Regions from separate parts of the Homo sapiens genome. Here region 1 is linked to region 2. Evidence: read pairs that join two places in POLR2A ChIA-PET (ENCODE). Cell type or tissue: HepG2. All regions are shown on one strand. Links, peaks and the distances in the headings refer to the core of each region. The heading gives the core; the rest is flanking DNA. Region 1 holds the start of KRABD5 (KRAB domain containing 5). Region 2 overlaps PRSS36 (serine protease 36).

Region 1 (7,282 bases), core at 1,876-4,375, 570 kb before region 2:
ACATATTGAGACCCTCCCTGTCTCTACAAAAATTGCAAAAATTAGCCAGGTGTGGGGGGCACATGCCTCCAGTCCCAGTGATTGGGGAGGCTGAGGTGGGAGGATCACCTGAGCCCAGGGACGTCAAGACTGCATGATCATGCCACTGCACTCCAGCCTGGGCGACACAGTGAGAGACCCTGTCAGGGTTTGTGGGGAAGTTAAAAGGCAGAAGGGAAGGTGCTACTAAGAACTCTCACATGGGGGGCAGTGCAGAACTGGTGGAAGGACTGGTTTGTGCTACAGATACTGGCCCAGGCAAGGCTATGCTCTGACTTACTCCTGTGTCCATGCAGGCAGATGAGACTATGACTGGGTGGTCCACAAGCCTAGGTTGATGGAGGGACTGGGTTGCTGCTGCAGTTTCAGGGTCTGGGGGCAAGGATAAGCCAGGAGTCCTCTAGGCACCTGTATGGGAATTTTGGCAGGAAACTCTAGGAGCAAAGGTGCTATGGGCACAATTCCTGAGGGTCATGTCTTGTCCTGAAAGGGGCATGGCGACGCCAGTGCCTAGTGGGTGTGTTCAGAGTGGGTGGGAATTATGTGGTGGCAGCACAGTGGGGGCAGGGGTCTGTTCTCAGAACTTCTTCCCTTTCTGTCCTCAGTCGCTTCTCACCCTGGGAGGAGACGTGGAATCACAGGACAATGTGTAGGGTGACAGTCTGTGTGCAGGGGAATACAGCCTCCCTTCCTGGAGACACCCAGAGTCTCTCTCCAGCCCAGGTCCCTGTGCTATCTTTTTTATGACACTGTGTGGAGTTTGCTGAACACCAGCCAATTCTCCAACACCAACTGGTTGTCCAACAACTCAATTCTGACAGCACCCAGAGGCAGCACAGACCCCACAAGTTCAGAGTTCAGTGCCACAACACTGCCCCTCTACAGATGCCAGTCACAATTCCCCAGGGGCCATCTATACTTCTGAGCTACTGCCTGTAAGTTAGGGCCTCCCATAATACCCTACTCAAGTTCATTAATTTTATACAAGGATTCACAGAACTCAGCAAAGACTGTAATTGCATTGACCAGTTTATTATAAAAGATACAACTCAGCCTAATGGAAGAGATGTGTAGGGCAAGAGAAAGGAGTGGGGAAAAGATGGAGTAGGTAGTTAACCCTGGGAAGCAGCTGTGATGAAAGAAATCCCCCTTCCTTTTTGTTCTTCAAGAGCAGCTTACTGCAAAGAATCTTCTTCCTGTTATGACTTAGATGATGCTCCCTGTTTTAGGTATCACAAAGCCACAAACTCTCCTATTTCCTTTTTTTCCCCCTCATAAGCAATTAAATAAAGAGTTTTATCTTCGATGGTCAAAACAAAATATGTGTTAACCAAAGTTGCTTAAATTTCTCCCCTTCTCCAAGGTGCCTGAGGTTTGTCCCACCCACAGCCTGAGTCAACATTCAACCCCTCTTTATGCCCCTCCTAAGAACAGGCTGACTTCAGGGTGAAACATTCTCTGATCAGGGATCTGATTTAGTCCAGGAGTCGTGCCCTTCCCCTCCCACCTTGAATCATGTTTGCTCCTCCCTATGAAAGAAAGGCCTTTTCTGCTTCAACTGTGAGATCCACAAATATCTTACAGTTGGTGCTTTCCTCCTCTTGCAATACTCCTTTACAATTAAGGCACTTCTTACCTATATCCAGATGTTTTATTTGACCAAGTCAAGAAACAGCCCCAGGACACTAACAATTCCACCCTCAGAAAGAGCTTCCCAATCTCCCTTCCAGCCCAACCTCGACCACATCCGCCTGTGAATCCCCTGCTTTCCAGAACTCTGCAGCTTCTCCCAGTAACAAAGGGCTCCCTCCATGGCTGCTGTGAACCTCAGGGACACCTGAAGGGGGCGCTCCCCAGGAAGAACTAACTGGGCCTTCAATGACCTCCTTTTGCAGGCTCAAATAAGACTGAGGTCTTCTATGCCTAGTCAGGGTTATTCCACACACCCGCTTCTCAATTCGCAGGCTCTCTCTTTCAGGTCCATCGAGGTGGGGTGCCTTCTTCCCATCTCATCAGCTCTCCACAAGCATCTAGCGAGCTCTAAAACCTACCCCAGGATAGCAAACGTCAGACCTTCCTCCACTCTCCTGGCACTGCACGCCTTCTGGGGAGTGCTGCCAATCCTACCTCAACTGAAGGGACAGGAGCAGGTGCCCAGCCAGTCAGATGTTCAGTGACCTAACAGGTTTCAGGAAAATAGCAAAATCACTCAAAACAGTTTTTATAGAAAGGAAGGAAACTGTAAGGCACTTACACTTTATACTTCAACAGGTAAGGCCAAAATACCTCTTTCGAGCAAGAAACATGTCATTTAATTATTTCCATAATAGCAGATCATTTAGTATATGTGAACACTTCTAGGAGGTGCCAAGTCCTGTCTCATAACATTTGGCATTAAAGTCGGACATCCAGATAGCAGTAGAATATGGAACACAGATATCCACTGTCACAAATCCTCCACTGCAAAAGAGAGGACCTGATATTTTAATGAATGTTTGTAATTGACCAATTAATCTAGCACACTTTCTGTGGAAATGTATTCGTTTTCTACAGCCAAAGTGGAAGAGAGATTGTCCCTATTTCTTTTCCCCAGCAGCATTCCTAAGCTGAGCCCTGGGATTTTGAAATCGCTGCTCCAGAGGACCCTAAACCACAAACCACGGCGGCAGGCTTCCCATTTCACCAATCGCTGTTTACCTAAATCAACCCTTTAACGCTTTAAGGGTGACTCCCCTTAATTTGTAAGAGGAAAAAGGAGACTGGGACACCACGGGGCACAGTATCTTCCCACACACGAATCACACGCCGACCCGGGATTTCCCCTAAGACCCTCACGTTCTCACCGCACAATCTCGGGAGACGCCGGGCTGCGGCGACCCAAAGACGGCTCCGGCCATGGCAGAGGTCGCTCTGCGGGGTCGGGAGGGGACCGGACGCGCGGGGTCCCGGCTGCCGGCCCGGCCGCCATCTTGCGGCGGAGGGGACCAAGGGCCGAGTTGCGTCCGCGGGGACTCAGGGCCCAGACCCCGAAGCTAACCTCAAAGAGGGTTCCCGCCGCTTCCGACCGCCCCTCTCCCTCTTCTGGGGACCCCCGACCTGGCACATTCACCATTTCCCAGCTTCCGGGATGTCCTGGCGTCTGAGCTACGGATCTCCCGGTGCCTGCCGGTCACAGAGTAACAGAGGTTCTGTCTATTCTCAGAACGCGAAGCCGCCTTGGCCTCCCAGATGGAAGGACTGGGAGCCCCTGGTGAAGAGACTGAGCTCTTACTGCAGCCAACAAAGGCCACCGCCAAATCCCGGAAGCCGCCCCTGCTCTCCGGCTACTCCCGATTGGAGGATTTCCACTCCGACGCCACTGATTGGGTAAAGCTCCAGGCCCCGCCCTCTCACTCGTTCTGCTTTTTGAATGGGAGACAGGCTCATTGAGGTGGGGCCACCTGCTGAGGGTATTACAGCTAATTTAAGGGGTGAGCTTGGACTTGAAATGCACTTGCTTTCCCGTACCTGGTTTTGCTTGTATAAGGCATCTTATTAGCTAATTAAGTTTAAGAAGGAGGGCATTTGGGCACCTTTAAAACAACTTTTTAACCGTTCTAATAACACAGGAAAGACCCTCATCCCATCCTTAGCACCTCTCATCACACGGTACCCCACTGCTCAGGACATAACTGTGGGACTGCAGAGGAAACTGCTGGGGTTTTTGGGGAGCATGCAGGAGGCTTCAACAGCCAAGGTAACGGTGGCTTCCCTTGGGTGTCACTTAAAATCTTGGGGTCAGGGACATCTTTTATCCAGTTGGCTCAGGGAAACTAACAGACAGGAGGATTGTAATTTTTTTTTTCTTTTCTGAATTTCCAAGACATAAAGGACTATCCAAGCATCCCAAAAGGCATTCAATTATACATAAGGCTGAGGGCCTCCCTGCTCTGGAGAGGGATGGCCTGGCAGCCACCAGCTGCAGTGAGCTGAGATAGTGCCACTGCAATGGGCCTTAAACTTGCCCTCTTGTAGACAGGCCACCTCCACACACCCGCTTCTCACATCGCAGGCTCTAACCCTCCGGTCCATCAAGGTGGGCTGCCTTCTTCCCATGTCATTAGCTCTCCACAAGCATCTAGTTAGCTCTAAAACCTACCACAGGATAGCAAACGTCAGACCCTCCTCCACTCTCCCGGCACTGCACGCCTTCTGGGGAGTGCTGCCAATCCCACCTCAACTGAAGGGACAAATCTGGGCAGGTGCCCAGTCAGATGTTCAGTGACCTAACAGGTCCAGCATGCCCAGGGCCTGACCCCACAGCCTAGCACCCCTCCCCCACCTGGCCTTCAATCCAGCCTTTCTTCTCCAATGACGGGATGTTCACCTGTGCCACAATCCCATTAGTCTAGTGACGAGGCCAGGTAAATCCCAGCTGAGTGCCTGTGACTCCACCCTCTTACTTCCCACTCAGGTGACATTACAAGCATAACCTTGAATTTGAGCTAATTTATACATATTCCTCTCCTAGTAACCTGTTTGACAACAGCCCTCACAATCCAGAGACTGGGGCAGCAGGTTCCAAAACCTCACTTTATTCCAATGTGAAATGAAGACATGATGGTTTAAAAATGAGAAAAAGTTCCTGATAAGCTGTGGGGGTGCTTCACTTGCCAGCTCATGCCCATTCCCTCTGAAACAAGGTGTCTGTTACCCATAAACAACTCTCTGTAAAGCCCCAGGTAGAGGTCACAGCTGGACGTGGCTCCCTCAGGCTCACAGGGTAGCAATCTCCTCCCCCAGTCCAGGCTTCCACAGCAGGCACGGACAGGTGCAGAGAGGGAGTGGCCATGGCCTGTGGGGTCCCCTGCCACCCTCAGAGCTAGTCTCTGCAGAAGGTGCTGTGTGGTAAGCAGCAGGGCTCCACAGAGAGGTGACAACCCTTCCTGTGTCTGCAACCTTTCCCCAGGATCCATGATTCAACCCTGGCTCCCTAGGCCCCTTACCCAGCACACCCTCCGTGTGTCAGGCAGCTCAGGTTAAAATGGGGAGAATGATATATTCCGACTGTAGACCCGAAGGTTCTGTCCATCTGGGGTACAGGGAGTAGGGACGCCAGTCAGAGCCTGTGGTAGCGCCTCCTGCTGGGCCTGAGGGCAGACAGGCCAGGGCTGGGCACAGGGACATCTGGGGGACCACCACTGACAAACCTGTCCCTCTCAGCCTGGAGCTACGGCCAGGCCAATCATGATTAATAAAACCACTGCAGCCTTCATCCTGCCACAAAACTAAAGTGGACCCCAACCCCCAGCCCTGCCACAAAGCTCTGCTCCCCATCTTTTTTGGCTTAAAACTTAGACATTAAGCCAGGTTGGGCCTGGGAGTTGTGGCAGTAAAACCAGCAGCCATAACGTCAACCACGCAAATGAGCTGAGGAATCCCATCTGTACATCATCCACTCAGAACTGCCTCGGAGCAATGCACAGGCTGGGACAGATCAATACTCATGGCCATGGATGCACTCCACACCCCTGTTGGAAGATGGAGAGGCTGAGGGGAATATGGGGAGCCCGAGTGGCCCCTCAGCTGGGAACTGAGGACCGTACATGCCATTCACAGGTCTTCAATTAGGCCTTTGCATCTTTAGGCTTTGTTGAATCAGTGCAAAAGCATCTTTTGGGGGGCATGCAGGCTGGGGTCCCAGGAGGATGGTGGGAGTGGAACGTGGAAGAGGGGCTCACTTCCTCTAAACTGCGAGCATGCCCCCTTCTCCTGGAGTCTGCATCGCTAACATCAGGGCCGCTGACTCTCTCTCTCTCAATCCCTGCAAGCTCAAGGAAAAAGGATCCTTGGCAGCCACAGGGCTGGGAGCTCAGTTCCTCTGCCCCCAGGGGCTCAGATTCAGTGGCCATAGGGGTCCCCAGCCCTAGCTCTGTTTTTTTGGTTTTGTTTTTTTGAGACAGGGTCTCACTCTATCACCCAGGCTGGAGTGCAGTGGCACAATCATGGCTCACTGCAGCCTGGACCTCTCAGGCTCAAGCGATCCTCCACCTCAGCCTGCTGAGTAGCTGGGACTACAGGTCGCGCCACCACGCCAAGCTAATTTTTGCTTTGTGTAGATGGGGTTTCATCGTGTTTCCTAGACTGATCTCCAACTCTTGAGCTCAAGTGATCCACCCACTTCAACCTCCCAGAATGCCCTATCCCTGTTTTTCTGGATTCCTGGAGCTAGTGACGCTGCACCACCTCTGCTTTCAGATTCTCCTAGTCTTCTGGGTGAGTAGAAGGTGGGAGAGGAGGTAGGTGTCAGACTGGGCCAGGGCCCTGGGCCCCCGCTAGCTTGGTTAAACTCCCACTTGGGACAGATCAGGTTCCGTGCCATATTCAGTGAGACGCGTGGAACAAGTACTTCCCTCCCAAAAGCAGAAAGATCCCTAATTGCTGACAGTCAGGATTCCATGCACTTGACTCGGCCTAGGGCCCAGTTGCCTCTAACCCTCTCACCCAGTTCCAATCACTGCACTCTGTGGCCTCCCTGCCACCAGATTAGGTGTAGACAATGGGTGTGGGACAGGGCTGCTGACACCCCTGGCTGACCAAACCCCTTTCCCACACTGAGGAGAGAAAAAGCAGGAGGTTAGGGGCTCCCAAAGGCAGCACTGCTTGTGACAGCACCGCGGGAGTCCTCAGGGCCTGCTCCTAAGGCACATTTTGCACTGGAACCACAGGCAGCCTAGGAAGGAATAAAGCCACTACCTAGGAACTGAAATGGAAGATCACCAAGATACGTTGTTAAATGAAGTAAACAATAATAACCTTCATACGTGGCATGCCACAATTCCAAAGAAAAAAAAAGAGGGGGATAAAGATCACATGGAGTATTTCTGGAAGGATTCACAAGGAAGTTCTCATCACTGGCTACACTTTTCAATTTTGAGCCATGTCAGCCTATTACATATCTTAAAAAACTAAAGGCCAACTTCTAAGTAGGGAGCCATGGAGGGGCCTCAGCTGAGAAGAATGAAGAGGACATCACCGATGACCTGGAGCTGCTCCAAGACGCTGGCCATACTGGGGGCTGTGAACTGAGGGGCCGTGGGGGGATGAGCTGTGAGTGAGGCTCATCCTACCCAGGCCGGGTGGGGGCCCAGCTCCACCCAGGGATATAGCTGGAGGGGCAGGATGCTGGCACTGCAGCCGACCAGTATCTCCCATTCACAGTGTGCTGCTGGGCCATGGCCTGCTGGGCCAGGCACTTGAGGAT
Region 2 (7,282 bases), core at 3,112-5,611:
TCCTTTCTGGATCCTGAAGCTGTTTCCGTCAAAAGCAGGATGGGCTGCAGCACCAAGTTTAGACAGTGTGATCCGTTTATTTTTCTTGGTGAGATCAGAACTGAACTTGAGTAGCATTCCTCTTCATTGCTGAAGTGAAGAGTGGATCAGAAGGCTGGGTCAGTTATCCAGGCCCAAAGCTATGCAGCCTCAACTAGTGTAGTTGTTTAGAATGCCAAGACGTCACAAATGAGAGGTTTTCATGAACTGGGAACTGACTGGAGGAGGGGAGTTGAGAGAGGAGACAGGGATGACACCCAGATTCCATGCTTGGCAACTCAGGACAGGACCATGTCAAGTCCGTATGGCATCTCTGTGAAAAGATGTCTCTGGACCAACACAACTCCACGTGAGAGCTCAGAACTTAATGGTTTTAGTCCCTACATTGCATCCTTTGTTGCAGTGCACAACCTGCACAACCATGCATGGCAGCTCTCACTAGGAGCTTGATGAGACCATTCCTGAGATGAAAAAGTAGAAAGAACAGATAGAAGCAGGAGGAGATGTGGTGAATGTGGTGGGCTGAGAGGCCATGGGGCATCTAGCTGATGTCCAAGAAGCAGCCGCAGGAGGCAAACCTGAACCCTGGGAACTGGGGATGCCATACCTGCCTCACAGCACCTGCTCTCTGGTTCTGCCTCCAGATCCTCTGCCTCTCCCCTGGGTGCTACAGGAAGTGGAGCTAAGGCTGCTGGGCGAGGCCACCTGTCAATGTCTCTACAGCCAGCCCGGTCCCTTCAACCTCACTCTCCAGATATTGCCAGGGATGCTGTGTGCTGGCTACCCAGAGGGCCGCAGGGACACCTGCCAGGTGAGGGAAGGCCCCGGCACCTGCCTGGCAGGGCCAGAGTCCTAACCAGTGACAAATAGATAAAGGACATCTCTCCAAGCCTCATCTGCAAAAGGAGGGCAAGATTGCCAAGGGATGGGGTTGACGTGAAGTTTTTTGTTTGTGTATTTTGAGACAGAGCCTCACTTTGTCGTCCAGGCTGGACTGCAGTGGCGCAATCTCGGCTTACTGCAACCTCCCCCTGCTCCACCCCCACCGCTCAAGCGACTCTTGTGCTTCAGCCCCCCAAGTAGCTGAGATTACAGGCATGCACCACCACAGACTGCTAATTTTGCATTCACTTGCGCCTGGCCAAGTGAATTTATTTATGTATTTATTTATTTATTTATTTAATTTATTTTTTGAGACGGAGTTCCTTTTTTTTTTTTTTTTTTTTTGAGACGGAGTCTTGCTCAGTCGCCCAGGCTGGAGTGCAGTAGCATGATCTCAGCTCACTGCAACCTCCGCCTCCCGGGTTCACGCAATTCTCCTGCCTCAGCCTCCCGAGTAGCTAGGACCACAGATGCCCGCCACGACGCCCAGCTAATTTTTTTTTTGTATTTTTAGTAGACACGGGATTTCACCAGGTTAGCCAGGATTGTCTCGATCTCCTGACCTCGTGATCCACCCGCCTCAGCCTCCCAAAGTGCTGGGATTACAGGAGTGAGCCACCGCGCCCGGCCGAGACGGAGTTTCACTCTTATTGCCCAGGCTAGAGTACAATGGCACGATCTCAGCTCACCACAACCTCTGCCTCCCGGGTTCAAGCGATTGTCCTGCTTCAGCCTCCCAAGTAGCTGGGATTACAGGCATGTGCCACCACGGCCAGCTAATTTTGTATTTTTAGTAGAGATGGGGTTTCTCCATGTTAGTCAGGCTGGTCTCGAACTCCCGACCTCAAATGATCCGCCTGCCTCGGCCTCCCAAAGTTCTGGGATTACAGGCGTGAGCCACCATGCCCAGCTATTTATTTATTTATTGAGACAGAGTTTTGCTCTTGTTGCCCAGGCTGGAGTGCAATGGCACGATCTTGGCTCACTGCAAACTCCACCTCTCGGGTTCAAGCAATTCTCCTGGCTCACCCTCCCAAGTAGCTGGGATTACAGGCATGAGCCACCATGCCCAGCCAAGGCCGAGTGAATTTAAAAACCAAAGACAGCATAGCCAGGAGCAGTGACTCATGCCTGTAATCCCAGCTAATCAGAAAAATTGAGGCGGGAGGATCACTTGAGCCCAGGAGTCTGAGACCAGCCTGAGCAACATAGTGATACCTCATCCCAAAAAAAGAGACAAACTGGCTGGGCACAATGGCTCACGCCTGTAATCCCAGCACTTTAGGAGACCGAGGCACGTGGATCACTTGAGGTCGAGAGTTTGAGACCAGCCTGGCCAACATGGCAAAAACCCATCTCTACCAAAAATACAAAAATTAGCCGGCTGTGGTGGTGTACACCTGTAGTCCCAGCTACTCGGGAAGCTGAGGCAGGAGAATCACTTGAACCCGGGAGGCAGAGGTTGCAGTGGGCTGAGGTTGCACCACTGCACTCCAGCCTGGGAGACAGAGCGAGATTCCGTCTCAAAAAAGAAAAGAAAGAAAGAAAAAGAAAGGGAAGGAAAGAAGGAAGGAAGGGAGGGAGGGGAATTATTTGAGCTAGTAACAACAAGAATCACTTGGCTCTAATGACAACTGCAGGATTATCTTGTGTGGCTTTGAATGCACTCCCCTGGTGCTCTTGGCTCTGGCTGCCATCGGCCTTCTGCTTACAGGGATTTCTTCTGTTTAGAGCCGCAGGGAATGCAGAGGACAAGGCCTAGCCAAGGAGGGTTTCTAGGAGAAGGGAGAAGGTGGTGTATGTTGGGCCAAAAGGAGGTGCAGGACCTTTTCGAGTAGGTCCCTGGGCTGACCCCTTGACATGCAGTCATCTGCCACTAGGGTGACTCTGGGGGGCCCCTGGTCTGTGAGGAAGGCGGCCGCTGGTTCCAGGCAGGAATCACCAGCTTTGGCTTTGGCTGTGGACGGAGAAACCGCCCTGGAGTTTTCACTGCTGTGGCTACCTATGAGGCATGGATACGGGAGCAGGTGATGGGTTCAGAGCCTGGGCCTGCCTTTCCCACCCAGCCCCAGAAGACCCAGTCAGATCCCCAGGAGCCCAGGGAGGAGAACTGCACCATTGCCCTGCCTGGTGAGTGGGCGGCACCCCTGGATGTAAGCGGGACATGGGAGAGTGAGTTGGGATGGAGACTGCTGGGAGTGATTGGGTTGCAGGAGGCCCACTGACCCAGGCCTCTCACCCCTCAGAGTGCGGGAAGGCCCCGCGGCCAGGGGCCTGGCCCTGGGAGGCCCAGGTGATGGTGCCAGGATCCAGACCCTGCCATGGGGCGCTGGTGTCTGAAAGCTGGGTCTTGGCACCTGCCAGCTGCTTTCTGGAGTGAGTGAAAATCTACGTTTCAAGCCGATCCTTGCCCCTCCCTACAGCCTGAGATACCATCCATTCGGCCCCAGCCCCTCCCCAGGGGGTGTGGGGGGGGCGGGGTCCCATTCGGAGGTGTAGGATCCAGCACAAAAAGAGGGGTCCTGGCCTGGCAGGGGTGGGTAGAGGCATGGTAGATAGAAGTTCGATCCCGGAGGCGGGGGTGTGAGTGAGCTGTTGGAATGGGGGTGTCGTGGGGATCCCGCCAGGATGCAGGATCCTCGCCTGGCAAGTCTAAGCCGGGGTGTGAGGTTTCCAGCCACGTGTGCGGGATCCGGCCCACGTCCCTCGGCCCCCATCCCGCAGCCCGAACAGCTCCGACAGCCCACCCCGCGACCTCGACGCCTGGCGCGTGCTGCTGCCCTCGCGCCCGCGCGCGGAGCGGGTGGCGCGCCTGGTGCAGCACGAGAACGCTTCGTGGGACAACGCCTCGGACCTGGCGCTGCTGCAGCTGCGCACGCCCGTGAACCTGAGCGCGGCTTCGCGGCCCGTGTGCCTACCCCACCCGGAACACTACTTCCTGCCCGGGAGCCGCTGCCGCCTGGCCCGCTGGGGCCGCGGGGGTGAGCTGGGGACCGGCGCTGGGCCGGGCGGCACCGGGCGGTGCAGGGGCCGTCTGGGCCGCAGCGCGGGCTCCCTGCCTTTTCCCTTCCAGAACCCGCGCTTGGCCCAGGCGCGCTGCTGGAGGCGGAGCTGTTAGGCGGCTGGTGGTGCCACTGCCTGTACGGCCGCCAGGGGGCGGCAGTACCGCTGCCCGGAGACCCGCCGCACGCGCTCTGCCCTGCCTACCAGGAAAAGGAGGAGGTGGGCAGCTGCTGGGTAAGCGGCGGGGGCGGGGCCCGCGGAACGCGGGCCCGAGAGGGCTCTAGGAAGAGGGCGGGGCCTGTGGAAGGCGAGTCCAAGTGGGCTCTAGGGAGAGGGCGGGGCCTGCGGAAGGCGGGTCCGAGTGGGCTCTAGGGAGGGAGCGGGGCCTGGGGAAGGCGGGTCCGAGTGGGCTCTAGGAAGGGGCGGGGCTTGCGGAACTGGGAATGGGGCGGAGCCGGGGTGGAAGCGGGGCCAGAACGAGCTGGGGGTGGGGCCTGCCCCTAGAGAACTTTTGGGAGGGAGCTGAGGCGGGCTCTGAGCTGGTGCTATGGTTTCTCTCTATCTCTGGATTTAAGGAGAATCTTAAAGTGAGGGCTGAATTCTTACACAAATTAGTATTTGGAGTCTGATTTGGAGAAGGTGGAACTTGATACTTCCGCAAATGGGAAAATCTGGAGTCCTGGAAAGCCCCAGGAGCTCTGATATTCTCTGCACACACGCAGAGGCAAGTAACACACACACTTTGTTGCTGCAGAATGACTCGCGTTGGAGCCTTTTGTGCCAGGAGGAGGGGACCTGGTTTCTGGCTGGAATCAGAGACTTTCCCAGTGGCTGTCTACGTCCCCGAGCCTTCTTCCCTCTGCAGACTCATGGCCCATGGATCAGCCATGTGACTCGGGGAGCCTACCTGGAGGACCAGCTAGCCTGGGATTGGGGCCCTGATGGGGAGGAGACTGAGACACAGACTTGTCCCCCACACACAGAGCATGGTGGTGAGCAGGACGCTTTTGGGCCCTAGGGGCTCCTGGGAGTGCACAGACCCATGGCAGGGGCTCAGGGGTCAGCCATGGGGCCCCAACTGAGGTGGCCACCTCCTCTCCCTAGCCTGTGGCCTGCGGCTGGAGGCTGCTCCAGTGGGGGTCCTGTGGCCCTGGCTGGCAGAGGTGCATGTGGCTGGTGATCGAGTCTGCACTGGGATCCTCCTGGCCCCAGGCTGGGTCCTGGCAGCCACTCACTGTGTCCTCAGGTGGGTCTCACTCGTCTCCTAGGCGAGAGACGGGAGGGGAGAATGGAACAGAGCCAAAGACTTGTTTTTGTTATTTGTTTGTTTGTTTGTTTAAAAAAAATTAACAATGAGATCTTGCTGTGTTGCCCAGGCCAGCCTCAAGCAATCCTCCTGCCTTGGCCAACGTACTAAGATTACAGGCATGAGCCACTGTGCCTCACCCAAAGGACTCTTAAAATAGTGGGATATTCTCCTTTAAGCATCTTACAGCTGGGCGCAATGGTTCACACCTGTAATCCTAGCACTTTGGGAGGCCGAGGCGGGCAGATCATGAGGTCAGGAGTTCAAGACGAGCCTGGCCAACATGGTGAAACCCCTCTACTAAAAATACAAAAATTAGCCAGGGGTGGTGGCAGGCGCCTGTAACCCCAGCTACGTGGGAGGCTGAGGCAGGAGAATCGCTTGAACCCAGGGAGGGCAGAGGTTGCAGTGAGCCAAGATTGCGCCACTGCACTCCAGTCGGAGCGACAGAGCAAGACTCTGTCTGGGGTGGGGCATGAGGGAAGAATCTTACAGCACTGGGAGATGTTTTGACCTAGAAGGGAGATTTGGAAGGAGGGATGATGAAGGAGTGAGTGGCATGACCCCAGAGAGTCATCCTTCCCCTGGGCTGGGAAGGACTTTGCCAGCAATGGGAGGAGCAGAAGGTGACATTGGACCTTGTTCCAACAGGCCAGGCTCTACAACAGTGCCTTACATTGAAGTGTATCTGGGCCGGGCAGGGGCCAGCTCCCTCCCACAGGGCCACCAGGTATCCCGCTTGGTCATCAGCATCCGGCTGCCCCAGCACCTGGGACTCAGGCCCCCCCTGGCCCTCCTGGAGCTGAGCTCCCGGGTGGAGCCCTCCCCATCAGCCCTGCCCATCTGTCTCCACCCGGCGGGTATCCCCCCGGGGGCCAGCTGCTGGGTGTTGGGCTGGAAAGAACCCCAGGACCGAGGTGAGACCCCTGGGTCACGGGAACGAGGAGTAGCTGGAGGCCAGAGCCCTGGAACAACTTTGTCTCCTCTCCCCAGTCCCTGTGGCTGCTGCTGTCTCCATCTTGACACAACGAATCTGTGACTGCCTCTATCAGGGCATCCTGCCCCCTGGAACCCTCTGTGTCCTGTATGCAGAGGGGCAGGAGAACAGGTGTGAGGTACAGGGGCCTGGGCGTCCTGGAGTAGGCAGGGGAGAGGCAGTGTTGGACTACTGTACCCTAGAGAGATAGCAGAATTGGAATTTTTTTTTTTTTTTTTTTTTGAGACAGAGTCTCACTCTGTCCCCCAGCTGGAGTGCAGTGGCGCGATCTCGGCTCACTGCAAGCTCCACCTCCCTGGTTCATGCCATTCTCCTGCCTCAGCCTCCCGAGTAGCTGGGACTACAGGCACCCGCTACTACGCCCGGCTAATTTTTTGTATTTTTAGTAGAGACGGGGTTTCACTGTGTGAGCCAGGATGGTCTTGATCTGATCTCGTGATCCGCCGGCCTCGGCCTCCCAAAGTGCTGGGATTAGAGGTGTGAGCCACTGCGCCCGGCCAAGGAATTTTTTTTTTTTTTTTTTTTTTTTTTTGAGACTGAGTCTCGCTCTGGTACCCAGGCTGGAGTGCAGTGGTGTGATCTTGGCTCACTGCAACCTCCACCTCCCAGGTTCAAGAGATTCTCCTGCCTCAGCCTCCCTAGTAGCTGGGATTACAAGCATGCACCACCACACCTGGTTAATTTTTGTATTTTTAGTAGAGACAGGGTTTCACCATGTTGGCCAAGCTGGACTCAAACTCCTCACCTCAAATGATCCGCCCACCTTGGCTTCCCAAAGGGTTGGGATTAGAGGTGTGAGCCACTGCACCTGGCCAGGATTGGAATTATTGGGTATTTGGCCCCAAATGGGACCCTAGCTGGACCCGGGAGAGAAACCAGGGACCTGGATGTCTAGGGATGCAGACCAGAGTGCTTCGTGGCCAGACCCTGGGGAAAGGGGGAGGGGACCAAGAGGAAGGGCAGCAGACCCACGTGGCCTCGCTCCAACTCTGCAGATGACCTCAGCACCGCCCCTCCTGTGCCAGATGACGGAAGGGTCCTGGATCCTCGTGGGC

Evidence for each region. Peaks named below come from ENCODE experiments on the same cell type or tissue, not always from the same donor. Only the 100,000 strongest peaks of a DNase experiment are listed, where the experiment ranks them.
Region 1: POLR2A ChIA-PET joins it to region 2 with 12 read pairs; 2 of 35 experiments call an interaction of 5 or more read pairs at or near these places.

The regions. Positions count from the first base shown.
Region 1 is chr16:31,709,302-31,716,583 of GRCh38, reverse strand. It overlaps KRABD5 (KRAB domain containing 5), which reads right to left and starts at 3,340. Exons shown (of 5, transcript NM_001130913.2): 1 at 3,149-3,340. The coding sequence starts at 3,151. RefSeq lists enhancers at 1,880-1,929, 3,054-3,173 and a silencer at 2,904-2,963. In HepG2, for the core only: a CTCF peak has its summit at 1,896 (motif pointing right); a DNase peak (open chromatin) is centred at 3,373; H3K4me3 peaks cover 1,695 bases.
Region 2 is chr16:31,139,357-31,146,638 of GRCh38, reverse strand. It overlaps PRSS36 (serine protease 36), which reads left to right. Exons shown (of 15, transcript NM_173502.5): 6 at 684-850; 7 at 2,802-3,051; 8 at 3,168-3,297; 9 at 3,646-3,902; 10 at 3,995-4,158; 11 at 4,679-4,916; 12 at 5,029-5,170; 13 at 5,882-6,147; 14 at 6,224-6,345; 15 at 7,223-7,282. Among named protein-coding and RNA genes, the nearest start is that of PRSS36, 7.1 kb to the left of the region's middle. RefSeq lists enhancers at 3,615-3,694, 5,426-5,959, 5,960-6,495, 6,777-7,282 and silencers at 3,745-4,154, 4,205-4,494. In HepG2, for the core only: a CTCF peak has its summit at 4,077 (motif pointing right); a DNase peak (open chromatin) is centred at 4,168; H3K4me3 peaks cover 1,522 bases.